2 separate regions of the Homo sapiens genome follow, and region 1 is linked to region 2. A link is a contact called in ENCODE Hi-C or POLR2A ChIA-PET data. All regions are on one chromosome and are shown on one strand. Each heading gives the region's core, a stretch centred on a gene start or an enhancer-like site at or near the end of the contact. The rest is flanking DNA. Distances are from core to core; before and after follow the strand shown. Region 1 overlaps POU2F2 (POU class 2 homeobox 2). Region 2 overlaps RPS19 (ribosomal protein S19).

What was found. Hi-C counts contacts between places; a loop is a spot of excess contacts on that map. ChIA-PET counts read pairs that join two places held with the same protein, here RNA polymerase II (POLR2A). Pooled maps may share reads with other maps.
Region 1: a pooled map shows a loop between it and region 2 (9-fold over the local background). The contact joins two enhancer-like sites. A Hi-C loop is called at or near these places in 1 of 37 single-sample maps with no recorded cell type and 4 of 50 pooled maps. POLR2A ChIA-PET finds 5 or more read pairs at or near these places in 9 of 52 experiments (AG04449, B cell, H1 and 6 more).

What each region holds. Positions count from the first base shown.
Region 1 is chr19:42,087,984-42,092,275 of GRCh38, forward strand. It overlaps POU2F2 (POU class 2 homeobox 2), which reads right to left. Exons shown (of 15, transcript NM_001394376.1): 13 at 4,086-4,287; 14 at 3,884-3,957; 15 at 1-3,608. The coding sequence ends at 3,274. Among named protein-coding and RNA genes, the nearest start is that of ZNF574, 14 kb to the left of the region's middle. Within about 2 kb of position 2,723, at least 3 of the 41 ENCODE cell types and tissues checked have a DNase peak (open chromatin) inside an H3K27ac peak, as active enhancers do; they include B cell, where a contact is called at or near this core.
Region 2 is chr19:41,870,827-41,875,638 of GRCh38, forward strand. It overlaps RPS19 (ribosomal protein S19), which reads left to right. Exons shown (of 6, transcript NM_001022.4): 6 at 525-2,099. The coding sequence ends at 551. Among named protein-coding and RNA genes, the nearest start is that of MIR6797, 3.6 kb to the left of the region's middle. RefSeq lists enhancers at 650-719, 960-1,219, 2,533-2,782. Within about 2 kb of position 2,490, at least 14 of the 41 ENCODE cell types and tissues checked have a DNase peak (open chromatin) inside an H3K27ac peak, as active enhancers do; they include B cell, where a contact is called at or near this core.

The sequences.
Region 1 (4,292 bases), core at 1,473-3,972, 220 kb after region 2:
AATTCCCCCATCACCTTCCCAACCCTGGCTCCCTCCAGCCCCCCAGCCCCTTGCCCTGGCTGGCCCCCAGCCAACGATATTTGGTTTCCTTTTTTTAACATTAAAGTTCTATGAGGTATTTGGTGCCTTATCTCGAGTCCTCAGGGGAGGGGGGCCCAGGGGGAGACCTGGGGCTCACCTGCCCCTCCCTCCCTCCTACCCCCTTCCCAATATTTGGTTTCACAGCTGTAGTTAAAGCTTGGGATTTGGTTATTTTTCCCCCTCCCAGGAATTTTTTTTTCTTGTTTTTCTTTTCCTAGGTGTGAGGGTTGGATGGGGAGGGTCCCCAGCACCCCCGGCTGCACAGGGGTCCCTCCACCAACATCAGGGCATCTGCCCCATCCCTGCCCCCTGCTCCTCCTCTCCTCTTTACCCCACTCCCACATACTGGGGTGGGGAGAGGTCCCAGGTGGTGGGACTTGATGGGGAGGAAGCAGGATGAAGTGGGTGGTGGTGAGTCCTGGATTTTCTTTCCTTTTTTTTTTTTTTTTTTCCTTTTTGGTCTAGAATCATAGTTTTTGTTTGAGTCATCTCCACCATGCCTTCCATGCTGCCTGTCTTCTCGGAGGGGGTTTTTGGTTGTAATTCCTTTCATTTTGCTCTGCTCAAATGTCCTTCCTATTTGGTCAGGAGCCCTTGGCCCCCTCTCCACCCTTGGGCTGGGGCCCAAGCCCTCTTGCCAGTCCCTTCTCTCTTCAGGAAATAAACATGGACAAACTCAGAGGTAGGGTAAGGGCAGGGAGTCGTTCAGCGGAGATGCTTACATTCCGGTGAGGTTGGGTAGACGAGGTGCCAGGCCCCATCGTGCCGGGGTGGGAGGGGCGGCTACTTCACCACTGCCCGGACAAGGCACCCAGAGGCCCCTGCAATGGCCGAGTCTCTGCTGCCTCCGTCGCCCAGCCCAACAGTTTCATTTCCCGGGTGGGAGAAGGGAGACAAGGAAAAAAGAGAACGCTGAGGCCTGGAGCTCCATCTGCCTCTCCTCAGAGTGTCCGGCAGAAAGTGGAAGCTGCCCAGGCCAAAGCCCTGCGGTCTCAGGGCTCTCCTCTCTCTCTGCTCCTGCCCAACAAGGGGCAGGGGCCACACTACGGCTGTCAGGCCCCACCCTGATTTCAATGGCTCGTGTCCTTCACTGCAACACTTTGGTTTGAGGAGAGACACAGAAAGAACAAGATTGAGAGAGAAGAGAGGAGAGCAAAGGGAGAGAGAGGAGACAGGAAGGAGGAGAGGAGAGAGGAAGGAGGGGAGGAGAGAGGAAGGAGGGGAGGAGAGAGGTCAGACAAAAGAGAACCGAAAAAGAAATCAAAGGAGGAATCAAACCACCCAAAAGTTGTTAAGTTTTCCTTCATCTGTTCTTTTTGCTTTCTTACTCCTTTTTTTCCTGTCTTTTTTTAAAGCTTTTTCAGTTGATTTGGGAGGGGAGTTTGGGGCTCTTCACCCCTGTCCCTGATACCCTCTCTCAGCCCCGCCCACCCGCTTCCATCTGCCCTGGCCGAGGGACAGGCCCTGCCCCAGCCGCCCCCTCCGGCTTTCCCAAAGACAACGTCCATGAGGTATTTGTGAAGAGAAAGAAGCATCCGTCCTTCCATCCGCCTTGGGGAACAAGGGCCTGGACCACCGGTGCAGGGGCTTGGCTCCGCCTCGCGGTTCCATCTTATTCTTGAAGAGTCCTCATCTTCTTTCCCTTTTATATATATATATATATATATGTTTATATATATATATAAATTTTTTTTCTAGTTTAAATTTATTGTTTGTTTGTTTCTGTTTTTTTGGTTTTCGGTTCAAAACTTTGTTGGCCTCCACAATAGCAGGAGGGCAGGGTGGCTCCCAGTGGTGTCTCTCCTCTGTCCGTCGTCAGTGGAGACGTGTCCGGGGCTGGTCAAACACAGGGTCCAGCCAAGAGTTGTGGAGGTCTTGTGGGAGTGGTGGCCACCACCGCGCCCTCTCAGATGGGGACCACAGGCTGTGGCACTGTCCCCACCACATGGACCCTGATGGGGATGCCATCTCGAGGAACCCCACCACTGGGGTGTGTGCGTGCGTGCATGTGGGGGGAGGGAGAGGCATTCGCCAGTACCAGAGGGGCACAGGGTGGGAAAAGCGAGGTGAGTTCTCTTTTTGGTTTCTGGTTAATGTCAAAGAACGTGAAGGATCCCACGGATAGGCACTGGAATATGAATTTTTTTTTTTTTCAGGGAAACAGACAGGATGGAAAAAGACAACTGAATGCCCTCAACTGAATGTCTTCATCCCCTCTTGCCTGAAATTTCCACCTTCCCATAGGCTGGGGAGGGAGTCAGTTCCAGAGCAGAGGAGGGTGACAGGGTTGAGGAGGGACTTGTGAGAGCTAGAACTTGGCAAAATGGCCTAGCCCACCCTTCAAAGGGGAAAAGAGGGAGGAACAGGGGATGAAAAGTTGTCCGCAGGCCTTCCCTTGAACTCTCCCCTGCTGGGGGGAGGGAGGAGGTTAAAGCAAGACCCCCTGCCCAGGTGGGGAGAGCTGGGGGCCAGGGGAGAAGGGGACACATGGTAGGGACACATTCTGTTGAGCACAATGCTAAAAATTCTGTACATCCTTTGGATGAAGCTACTGAATATTTGGTGTAAGGTTGTTCAGGCCCTTTCTCTTTCACCTTCTGGAAAAGAACATTTGGTGGGTGGTGCTAAGCCCCAGCCCATCTGCCCAGGCTGTGCCCTGTCTTCGCTGGCCCAGGGCTGGGGGCTGGGATTAGGAAGCTGGCATCTTCTCTTTTTCCTTCTGTAGCCCCCACGGGGGAGGCAGGGTTGGGGGTTGGTCCCACAGCCAGGGCTCGGTGGCATGAGGTCTGACCTGCTGGAGGCTTCTCCGCCCCTGGCTGGGGTTTTTATTTGGCGTCGTAGCAGTGAGGGTGAGCACGCTGAGGTCTGGCTCGCGACTGGTTTTTTGGTTTGTTTGATTTTGTGGGTTTTTTTTTTTTTTGGTTTGTTTTTGGTTTTTTTTTGTTTGTTTTTCACCTCTGGTTCCTTTGGGGCAGCTGGTTTCTGTTGTGATTATTTTTGGTTTTCTCTTTTGTTGGTTAGTTTCTTTCCTTTTTTTTTTTTTTTTTGGTTGGTTGTTTTTTTGGTCTTTCCTCCCTTGTCACTCCTGCTCTGAGGACCCTCTGCGTCCCCACCACTGGCCTCCTCGCCCTCTTCCCAGGCAAGGGACCAAGGCAGGGACCAGAGGAATGGGAGGGGAGGCATGGCTGGCCCTCACTCAGGTTTGGACCCTGCCTCGGGCCCCCCTGGACCTCCAGGGGTCTGTGCTGCCGTCTCGCTGCAAGTGGAGGAGGAGGAGGATGAGGATGAAGAGGATGAGGAGGAGAGGCCAGGAGACTTGCTGGAGATGGAGGCTGCCACAGCCGCAGCCGCTGCTGAGACCAGGCCCACACCAGGCGGGGTGCTGAGCAGGGGCAGCCCAGCATGATTCAAGAAGAGCGGCGAGGTCACCAGGCCAGGGCTCCCCGGGGCTGCACCGGCTGCCCCCAGCACCAGATTCCCGCTGCCATCAAGGCTGGTAAGGGGCAGGGTTCCACCAGAGGCCAGGGCTGGCGGGGAGAGAGAGAGGCTGGGCTAAGGGCATGCCGGGCCAGGGGAGACCTTTGCCTTCCAGCATCCTGCCCAGAGTGCCCCCCATCTCCCCATCGGTCCCACTGACCCCCATCAGCACCCCTCACACCTTCCCCAAAGGTGAGATGGGTATGAAGAGGCAAGCAATGCAGTGAGCAGGGGCAGGATGGCATGGCTGGAGCAGCAATGGCAGGGCTCGAGGCCCCAGAGGATAGGGCTGGTGACGATGGGTGTGACATGAGGCAGCACGCACCTTGGATAGTGGCCAAAGGGTTGTTGCTCATGAGGGCTGGACTCAGCCCGGAGCTCAACCCCACCATTGTGCTTCTGCAAGAGGCAAAGCAGAGGCATTAGCAGGGGCAGGGACCTGCCAACATAACTGGGGTGCCGCTCCCCACCCTAGAAGCAGCAGCGACCCTGCTTCTCCCCACAGCTTCCCACGTGCACCCACTTACCCCGTGCTGGGGTTCAGGCCTGACAAGCCGATAGCCGAGTGGCTGCCTTGAGGGCTGGGGTTTGTGCTGTTGGTGGTGGCCGGGGGTGGGGGAGTGACAGAGGGGATGGAATTGAGGGGGGGCGCAGCCCCGCCCCCGCCCCCACCCCCTCCAGCTGTCCGGCTGGGGTGGAGCGTCCCCACAGCTGAGGATAAGGTAGTAACTGCC
Region 2 (4,812 bases), core at 1,240-3,739:
ACTCCACTCCGCCACTCCCTTCCTTTTTTTTTTTTTTTTTTTTTTTTTTTTTTTGAGACAGAGTCTTGCTCTGTCGCCCAGGCTGGAGTGCAGTGGTGCAATGTCAGCTCACTGCAACCTCTGCCACCTGGGTTCAAGCAATTCTCCTATCTCAGCTTCCCGAGTAGCTGGGACTACAGGCACACACCACCACACCTGGCTAGTTTTTATATTTTTAGTAGAGACAGGGTTTCACCATATTGGTCAGGCTGGTCTCGAACTCTTGACCTCAGGTGATCCACCTGCCTCGGCCTTCCAGAGTGCTGGGATTAAAGGTGTGAGCCACTGTGCCTGGCCACTCCCTTGAGACTCAGTTTCCACGTCTGTGAAATGGGGGAATACCCACAGTGAGAATTAGATGAGATAGATGCATTTGAAACCACAAATCGGGGTGCCCACCTGTGGTGGGTAGTTAGGTAGCTGTTACAAAGTGCCCCAGCAGAGACCCCCTTGACTAACTTTTATTCTTCCATCTTTTCCCACAGGTGGCAGCTGCCAACAAGAAGCATTAGAACAAACCATGCTGGGTTAATAAATTGCCTCATTCGTAATCCTGGTCTGGGTCTCTTTTTTGAGTCTCTTGCTCTGTCGCCCAGGCTGGAGTGCAGTGGCGCCATCTCAGCTCACTGCAATCTCCGCCTTCTGGGTTCAAATGATTCTCCTGCCTCAGCCTCCCAAAGTGCTGGGATTACAAGTGTGAGCCACTGTGCCTGGTCTGGTTTGGGTCTCTTGATTGTTCTTCAGGGGCATGAGGAAGAGGCGCTTCCTCCCTTCCCTTGGGTGAGGGGGCCCAGGGTGATTGGGTGGCTGTTTACCCGGCAGCCAGTCGGGCCTTCCCAGGTCAAACAGTTCCCATCTGGGTTTGGAGGAAGGACCCAGGGGCCCTTGTGGCTCACTCCCCCACATCCTGTCTTTGCAATTGTCAGAAAGTGAGAAACGAAAGGATGGCTGTGAGCTGTGACCTCAGCTGGGCCTGGGCTGCAGAGGTGGCTTCCGCTGGAGTAAAGCAAGAGGGCCCAGGGTTCATGCTCTTCCCTGGAAGGTAGAAAAGGACAGACCACCAGGGAGCCTCCACCGCAAACTGACCTGTGCTGCCTACACACTAACTTTCCTGGGCCTGGGGCCTGCACAGGCTGAATGGTCCTTGAGCCTTCACTCTGCATCTGAGCGGTCTTGGGCCCGCTGAGTGGCAGTGGCAGGAAGTCGGTGGAAGCAGATCCCTGTGCAGAAGTTGAATTACCAGGGCGGCCACACACGGGCTGCACAACCTTTGCAGTCGTGCACGGCAAGTGGGATGTGGCCTCCGCCCATGATTGGGCACCTGGTCAGGCTGGGAGATCCAAATAGCACCCAGTGGGCAGCTGTCCGACCCCTGGAGGGGCAAGCCAGGAAAGAAACTTAGGGCCCGCTGTGACCAGATGTCCCTCCCAGTTGGGAAGACTAAACTGGTTTGGCCAATATCTCCCAGGATTCCCCTGTCCAAATTATTCCTGGGATCTGACCCATTTCCTGGAAAGGGGCGAGCCTGGGTTTTGAAGTTCAAACTAGAGTTTAAATCACAACTCTGCCCCTAATCCCACGTAACCCTGTGCACCTTATCCTCTGAGCCTTCGTCTCCTCGTGTGTAAGCCTGCTAACTCCTGAGAGACTGGACAAGATGCCGTGGAGAGCCTTGGCTCTGAGTAGCTCTGCTGCTGGACAGTTCAGTTGGCAGTCCCCAAACGTAAGGCGTAAGAGTTTAAGAAGTATCGGCCAGGCACAGTGGCTCACACCTGTAATCTCAACACTTTGGGAGGCCGAGACGGGCTGATCACCTGAGGTTGGGAGCTTGAGAACAGCCTGACCAACATGGAGAAACCCTGTCTCTAAAAATACCAAAATTAGTTGGGCATGGTGGCGCGCACCTGTAATCCCAGCTACTCAGGAGGCTGAGGCAGAAGAATCGCTCGAACCCCGGAGGCGGAGGTTGCAGTGGGTTGAGATCGAGCAATTGCAATCCAGCCTGGGCAACAGAGCGAGACTCCATTTCAAAAAAAGAATCAATAAAAATGTTAAAAGCACCGTTGTTTACACTCAGCAACTCTGTGAAGTAAGTGCCGAAAAGTGCTTTGGAGGTAGGTAAAGTAAGCCATAGGCTGGGTAACTTGCCAGATATCCCACAGCTGGAGCCATCATATGAACCCAAGCAACCCAGCTGCAGCCTGGACCTAGCCACTCCAAGGGCTCTGTGCCTCAGAAAAGAGGCCCAAAGGGTTGCACTCTAGCTGCAGGCCAGTCACTCCCCATTCTGGGCTCTAGTTTCCTCTTTTGGCCATTAATGAAAACATTTCCCAGAGCTGACATGAGAACTCAATGCCAAGCGTCCGGTTTGCACAGCAGCAGGCATTGCGCTTCCCAGGTAGGAAGCAAGGTCTAGGTGTCCCGAGCAGGCCTGCAATCCCGCAGCCGCGCCGCTCCAGCCACTGGGGAGCAGTAGAGGGCCTAGAAAGAAGCTCAGCCACCGAAGGCTCTTGAAGGTGAATTCCTAGGGCTTCCAGGTCTGGAGCCAGGCTTATTCCTGGGAGGGGGTTGTAACGGGGAATTGAAGTGCAGAGGGGCTAGTGACCCCAGCAGAACACCTGGGGTCCTGGTTCCCAGGGCTACAGAACTGTCCTAGATACTGTGCCAAATGCACTGCAGAATATTCTTGCAGTCTTATCAAGTGGGGGGTTTGTACCCATGTTATAGGAGAAAAAACTGAGTTTCAGATGACCAGTCAGTTGGCAGAGCTGAGTTGTAAAAGAATCCTGGACTCTTGAGGCCCAGGCTCTTCTGCGTGGATGGGAATTGCCCTTTTCCCATCTCCTGGGTTCACGCCATTCTGCCTCAGCCTCCCCAGCAGCTGGGACTACAGGCACACGCCGCCATGCCCGGCTAATTTTTGTATTTTTAGTAGAGACGGGGTTTCACTGTGTTAGCCAGGATGGTTTTGATCTCCTGACCTTCTGATCCGCCCGCCTCAGCCTCCCAAAGTGTTGGGATTACAGGCGTGAGCCACCGCGCCCAGCTGGCAATTGCACTTTTTTAAAATTCTGCACTCTAGGAGGCAGAGGTGGGCAGATCACTTGAGGTCAAGAGTTTGAGACCTTGGCCTGGAGTGGTGGCTCACACCTGTAATCCCAACACTTGGAGAGGCCGAGGCAGGTGGATCACCTGAGGTCAGAAGTTCGAGACCAGCCTGGCCAACATGATGGAACCCTGTCTCTACTAAAAAATACAAAAATTAGCTGGACGTGGAGGCAGGAGAATCGCTTGAATGCAGGAAGTGGAGGTCACAGTGAGCCAAGATTGCACCATTGTACTCCAGTCTGGGCGACAAGAGTGAAACACCGTCTCAAAAAAAAAAAAAAAAAAGAGTTTGAGACCAGCCTGGCCAACATGGTGAAACCCTGTGTCTATGAAAAAAAAAATTGGCTGGGCATGGTGGTGCACACCTGTAATTCCAGCTACTTGGGAGGCTGAGACAGGAGAACAGCTTGAACCCAGGAGGCGGAGGCTGCAGTGAGCCAAGATTGTGCCGCCACTGCACTTCAGCCTGGGCAACAGAGCAAGACTCCATCTCAAAAAAAAAAATCTGAAATACTTCAGGCATGCAAGTATTTAGCATTCAGTATTCATAATGTAAGAAAAACCTATGAAGCACAACCCAGTTTAAGTAACACAGGCAGGGCAGGGTGCAGTGCCTATAATCCCAGCACTTCGGGAGGCCAAGCTGGGAGAATCACTTGAGGTCAGGACTTCCAGGCCAGCCTGGGCAACACAGTGAGACCCTGTCTTTACAAAAAATTTAAAAAATAGGCCCAGTGCGGTGGATCATGCCTGTAATCCCAGCACTTTGGGAGGCCGAGGCGAGTGGATCATCAGGTCAGGAGATTGAGACCATCCTGGCTAACACGGTGAAACCCCATCTCTACTAAAAAAATACAAAAAATTAGCCGGTCATGGTGGCATCTGCTTGTAGTCCCAGCTACTCAGGAGGCTGAGGCAGGAGAATCACTTGAACCCGGGAGGCGGAGGTTGCAGTGAGCCAAGATCACACCATCGCACTCCAGCCTGGGCTACACAGCGAGACTCTGTCTCAAAAGAAAAAAAAAATTAAAAATAGCCAGGCATGGTGTGTGCACCTGTAATCCCAGCTACTTGGGAAGCTGAGGCAAGAGAATCACTTGAGCCCAGGAGTTTGACGTTATGATTATGCCACTGGACACCAGCCTTGGTGACAGAGAGAGGCCCTATCTCTAAAAAAGAAAAAAAAAAAAGTGGCCAGCCACGGTGGCTCCCGCCTGTAATCCCAGCACTTTGGGAGGCTGAGGTGGGTGGATTACCTGAGGTCAGGAGTGTGAGACCAGCCTGCCCAACATGGTGAAACCTGGTCTCTACTAAAAATACAAAAATATAGCCAGGCATGGTGGTGGCCGCCTGTAATCCCAGCTACTGAGGAGGCTGAGGCAGGAGAATCACTTGAACCTGGGAGGCAGAGGTTGCAGTGAGCCAAGATCACGCCACTGCACTTCAGCCTGGGTGACAAAGCGAGACTCCGTCTCAAAAAAAAAAAAAAAAAAAGTAACACAGGAAATAAAACCAAGACAAGATGAGCTCTCTGTGTCTCTGTGTGTCCCTCCCCAGACCCAACCCTGGCGTCCCCCAGAGGTAACCCCTCCCAGGAACTGGGCGTTTGCCACTCCCCTGCACGGGTCTACACCTCTGCTACAAACGTGTGTCCCTAAGCAGCGG